Linked DNA regions of Homo sapiens: region 1 is linked to region 2. The links are chromatin contacts, found by Hi-C or POLR2A ChIA-PET in ENCODE. All regions are on one chromosome and are shown on one strand. The core of a region is the stretch at or near the end of the contact, and the rest is flanking DNA. Distances in the headings are between cores, read along the strand shown. Region 1 has its middle 120 kb from the start of SPATA31C2. Region 2 holds the start of SPIN1 (spindlin 1).

Evidence for each region. Hi-C counts contacts between places; a loop is a spot of excess contacts on that map. ChIA-PET counts read pairs that join two places held with the same protein, here RNA polymerase II (POLR2A). Pooled maps may share reads with other maps.
Region 1: a map of endothelial cell of umbilical vein shows a loop between it and region 2 (7-fold over the local background). The contact joins the enhancer-like site here to the promoter of SPIN1 in region 2. A Hi-C loop is called at or near these places in 4 of 168 maps with a recorded cell type or tissue (aorta, cardiac septum, endothelial cell of umbilical vein and 1 more) and 9 of 50 pooled maps. POLR2A ChIA-PET finds 5 or more read pairs at or near these places in 1 of 52 experiments (MCF 10A).

Annotation. Positions count from the first base shown.
Region 1 is chr9:88,257,421-88,260,120 of GRCh38, forward strand. No RefSeq gene overlaps it. Among named protein-coding and RNA genes, the nearest start is that of SPATA31C2, 120 kb to the left of the region's middle. Within about 2 kb of position 1,356, at least 7 of the 41 ENCODE cell types and tissues checked have a DNase peak (open chromatin) inside an H3K27ac peak, as active enhancers do; they include endothelial cell of umbilical vein, where a contact is called at or near this core.
Region 2 is chr9:88,387,087-88,389,786 of GRCh38, forward strand. SPIN1 (spindlin 1) reads left to right here and starts at 1,358. Exons shown (of 6, transcript NM_006717.3): 1 at 1,358-1,452. It overlaps LOC124902204 (a long non-coding RNA gene), which reads right to left and starts at 2,113. Exons shown (of 2, transcript XR_007061652.1): 1 at 2,026-2,113; 2 at 1-1,031. RefSeq lists an enhancer at 174-1,033 and a silencer at 1,111-2,010.

The sequences.
Region 1 (2,700 bases), core at 106-2,605, 130 kb before region 2:
TTCTGTGTGCTCGTGATCTCTCCTCAGTCTGTGCAGGATTACAACGCAAGGTACTGAGAAGTCAAGGTTGGATTTTGTTTGTTTGTTTGTTTTGTTTTGAGACAGAATCTTGCTCTTGTCGCCCAGGCTGGAGTGCAGTGGCGCCATCTCAGCTCACTGCAACCTCTGCCTCCCGGGTTCAGCAATTCTCCTGCCTCCCGGGTTCAGCGATTCTCCTGCCTCAGCCTCCCAAGTAACTAGGATTACAGGCGCCCACCACCACACCCAGCTAATTTTTGTATTTTTGTTAGAGACAGGGTTTCACCATGTTGGCCAGTCTGGTCTCAAACTCCTGACCTCAGGTGATCCACCTGCCTCGGCCTCCCAAAGTGCTGGGATTACAGGCGTGAGCCACTGCGCCTGGCCTACATGTTTTTTAGCCTCAAGTGTCTGGATAACACAATGAAAGCATGCTTGCCTGCTGGATTGTACAGACCAAGCCCCTCAGCATGCACAAATGGTTATCTTCAGTCACTTATACTTCCTAAGTTACCAGAATAACCTTGCACTCTCTCTCCCTTTGGCAACACAAACCTCATAGATTGGAAAATAGTCTTTTCTGCTGTCTTAATGCTTGCTTGCTTTCTATTCAAAAACTACTGCATGACTATACAGCATTTGAAACTCACTGTCTGATTGGAATTTGGGAAACATTGGCTTTCTTAATGCTGATTCTGCATTTCCTGCTGAAATTGAGCTCTCAGCTTTGAGCAGTCCCACTGAAACCAGGGGCAGCCAGCCGGATTCTCTGCAAGTCAGGAAATGAGAGCCAGACTCCCTTGCTTGTCTCTATGGACACTGGAGTCGGTTTCCCTTCCTGGGCAGATGAAAGGGTGAGGTCATTGCACATGATTGAGTGGTGGAGAAACTCAGCCTTCTAGAAACTAAGACCAAGCAATCATCTCACAAGAAAACATTTTGGAAGCTAGGTTTTCATCAACAACATTAAATAAATCACTGGTTTTTAAAGACCGGTAAACCCCAATGGCAGTCTGTCTGGATTTGTTCTAAAACTTAAAGCATGAGTTTTGCTTGTAAATGAGAGTTCCCTGAAATGCCAGCAAAAAAAAAAAAAAAAAAAAGCAAACCCAATCCTTTGGGTAATAGGAACCACAACAAGGAAAAATAGGAACCGCAACAAGGAAAAACATTTTTTTAAATAAATAAAACATTTCATGTTTATCCTCAGCAATTTCGTGTTTAAAAGAAACAAACTCTACAACTGCTCAGCATTCTTCACAAGGAAGGTGTGCCTTCAGCCTCCCGGAAAAGTCTCTCGGCTGGTATGACCTGGCCTGTTGCCGGGAAAAAGTGAGATTTGGCAGACACGGGCGTCGGGACAGCCTGCATGGTTACTGGACTGCAAGGTCTGGCCCCGTCAAAGCAGACAGCTCTATTATCCCCACAGCCTGCAGAACTGGGGTCAGGCGTGTCCTGATGCTGGATCTCTGCCCTCCTTCTCCCGGTTCTCACCCTGTAGGTGTCGGATTTGACCATTTGCACAACAACCCTCACGTTGTCATTCCCAGATCCTCATTGGTGCATTGTTCTTTTTGTTTATAGTAAACTTTATTTTTTTAGAGCAGTTTCAGGTTCACAGCAAAAAGGAGCAGAAAATACAGAGCATTCCCATATCTCCCCTGCCCTATAGACACACAGCCTCTCCCATTGTCAACATCCCCCACAGAGTGGTCCATCTGTTACCATTGATGAACCTACACTGACACATCATCACCCAAATCCGTGGTTGACACCGGGGTTCACTCTTGGCATTGTACATTCTGTGGGCTTGGACAAATGTATAATGATGTGTCCACCACTGCGGTATCCCACAGACTAGCTTCACTGTCTTAAAAATCCTCTATGCTTGACTGATTCATCTCTAATCTTTTTTTTTACTGTCTCCATAGTTTTGCCTTTTCCAGAATGTTAGAGGGTTGGAACCATATAGCCTTTCCAAATTAGCTTCTTTCACTTAGTAAATAGGTATGTTCCTTTTGGAGACCGTATCTCTGGCTCCTGGTTAAAGAGCAGGACTAGCTACATAATTCGTGACTGAGTGCAAAATGAAAATGTGGGGGCCCCTTGTTCAAAATTATTAAGAATTTCAAGATGGTGATAGCAGAGTATTAAGCCAAGCATGGGCCTTCTGAGGGCTGGGCCCTGAGAAACAGTGCAGCTGTCAGCCCATGAAGCCGACTACTAAAGAGTAAGGTTTTGTTTGTTTGTTTGTTTTGTTTTGTTTTTGAGACAGAGTCTTGCTCTGTTGCCCAGGCTGGAGTGCAGTGGTGCGATCTCGGCTCACTGCAAGCTCCGCCTCCTGGGTTCACGCCATTCTCCTGCCTCAGCCTCCCGAGTAGCTGGGACTACAGGCGCCCACCACCACGCCCGGCTAATTTTTTGTATTTTTAGTAGAGACGGGTTTTCACTGTGTTAGCCAGGATGGTCTTGATCTCCTGACCTAGTGATCCGCCTGCCTCGACCTTCCAAAGTGCTGGGATTACAGGCATGAGCCACCGCGCCCAGCCAAGAGTAAGGTTTTAAAGCAAGTGCCCAACATGTGAGTGGGTCCTTTGTCTTCTTCAGATTCCATAAAGCTAGGACATGTAAACAAAAGTGTTTATTATGTTTTTTTTATTATTTGTTTCCAAAATGCTTCCA
Region 2 (2,700 bases), core at 108-2,607:
CATTAAACACACAAATGAAAGTGAGTAATTTCTCAACACTTGGTAACTTGTAAGTACAGCGATACACTTTTATATCTCAGTTTTGAAATTAGCTCTCTAGTTGGCCTGTGAACGTCCCATGCCTGCCAAGTGTGTCATCTGAGACAAGCACTTCAATTTGTTTGAGCAGGCATCTATCAATCTTATTTGTTAGAAAAGGTGCCAGTGAAACCCCAAAGAGTATTGCTAACTAATAACTGTGCTGCAGTTTAGAGTGTTCAAGGTGCTTTCCAGTAACATGTTCTGGAATTTGATCTGACAACGCTTTGGGAGGCGGTTTATTACGATGAGGCTGCGCTGTCGCACTCGAGGAACCAGGTCAGTGACCTGCTCCAGGACACGGGACTGGCGGGGAGGGGAGAGCGCCTGGACTCAGCCTCCAAGTCTCGCACTCGACTCTGCAGGAGTAAAAACTATTCTTGATCCTACCTCTCTCCCTTCTGCAAACAAGCAACAAAATGCTGAAAAGGCATCTTAACTGAAACGGAAGTCAAATGAATTCGCGTGCGATCATGGGAATTTTTGGCTCCTAACCTTGCGAGTAGAGCTGGGTGAGTTCCATTTGTGGTGGGGGAGTGGAAACAGGTTTCTGGGCTTGCAGAAGCCACATCCCGTCCCCACACAACCTAGGACAGGCCAGGTACTTGTAGGTGAGGCTCCGGGGCTCCAGCTAACCTGAGCTACCTGGGCTGGGCTTTGTGCGGGGAGGCAGCAAGCGGGGTGAGCCGGCGACGACGCCGGCCTCTACGCAGTGCGGTGGTGAAGACGTCTCTTCCAGGGAGTCACAGGAAGCAAATCCATCCTTTTAAAGGGCTCGCGTCCCGCGGCCCTGAACCGGCGCGCTGGAGCAGTAATGCGACGTTCTCCGAGGTTCAAGGCTCACGGCCCAGCCCTGTGATCCAGTTTCCTCAGTCTTCGCGGTGTGCACCACTCAGGACGACTTGCGGCTTACGTCCAGGACAAAGGGGGCTTGTCCTTTCTTCAACGTCCTACTGCGCAAAAACGAAGCCCTTCTCAGGCTGCCTGCCTTCCAGGAAAAGCTGCGCCCCCTCAGGAACCTGTGCCCCGCGCGCCTGCCGCCGCCCATTCCCGGCGCGCACCTGGCAGTCCCGGGCTCGAGCCCCGCCCTGCCGCCAGCCAGGTGAGAGGGGCCAGGCCCCGCCCTCGCCGGCCCCGCCCCGCCCCACTGCGCCTGCGCAGTCGGCCGTCGGCGCCAGGCGCCGGGGCGGCGCGGCCGTCGCAGTTCGGCGGGCGCAGTGCGCGTGCGCCCTGACTGTTGGGGGGCGGGCGGCGTCCGCGGCGAGGGAGCGGGGGCGGGGAGGCGCCGTCTGGCTCAGGCTGGGGCCGGCGGGAGCGCGAACGAGCGACGGCGGAACCCGTGGGCCTGTGGACTGCAGCCTCGGCGGTCAGCAGGTGAGGCCCGCGCAGGGCGGGCGTGGGTCGTGAGGGAGTGCGGGCTGCGGGCGGGCCAGCGGTGCGGCGGTCTGCCCGGGGGCGCAGGTGAGCGCGGCCCGCGCGGGGCCCGGCGGAGCATTGTCCAGCGGGCGGCGCCCGCATAGCGCCCCCTGCCGGCTGGGCCGCGGCGGGGACCCGGGCTGGGCGGGCCTGGGCCTCGGGGCGGGCGCGCGCTCCTTTGTTCGCCGGCCCCTACTCCTCCGTGCCCCCATCCCCGCCGCCCCCCGCCAACATGGCCGCCACCCTCTCGTCCCCAGTTCCCCGGCCGCCGCCGGCCCCTTAGCGCGCGCTTTGTTTGGAGCCGGGCGGGGAGGCCGGCGGGCAGGGGGCGGCGGCGCTGCGCAGTCGGGCGCGGGGAGGGGGCGCTGCGCCAGAATGCAGGCGGGGAGGGGGAACGTTGCATAATCCCGGGCCGGCGACGGGGGCGGGGCGGGGGGAGGGGCGGGACCCCGGCGCGACGGGTCGGGTCACCCCGGGGACGCGGGCCTGCCCTGGGGCCACCCCTCCCAGGCCCGGGGGATGGCCGCGGACCTTGTAAGTTGCAGGCTCCGCGGTTCGCGGCGCCGGAACGCCCACCGGCCAGTCCTCGCGCCCGCGCAGCCCCTTTCCTGATGCGCCGTCTCTTCGCCGCCCTCCGTGGGGGCGCGGCGAACGGGTTGCGTGCTCTGGAGAGAGACAGGCACTTTTCCTCTCCATCGTGAGTGACCTTGGGTGTATTCGTCAAGGAATGTGTTGAAACGAATTGTGCGATGCGGGAACTGCGCAGCGCCTCGGGTTTGGCTTTCTCGAGCATTTTATTGCATTGATTGTGCGTTCTCGATTTTACAGAGGTTCGTTTTGAGTAATGGCTTCAGTAATGTCATCGTATACGCATTTCAAAGTTTGTTTATGGAATTGTTTTTACATTTATTCTCTTTTTACTTATAATTTTTGAATCAGATTTTGTGTTTTGGAGAGATTTTCCGTACGTGGTGGAAGTGTTTTCACTCATGGTAAATATGGATTGTTTGGCAATTTTATCACGTTAATCACAAAACAATACCAGGAACATTTAAATGTCTTAAAGGATTTCACTCTACATGACTTGTGCCAGAGACGACACACGTACCAAAACGCGATTACCTGTCTTAACTTTTTTTCTATTGGAATTTTCTGGAAGGAATTCCATGCAATCCGAAAGGATTAATGGAGGGTACAGTAATTGCT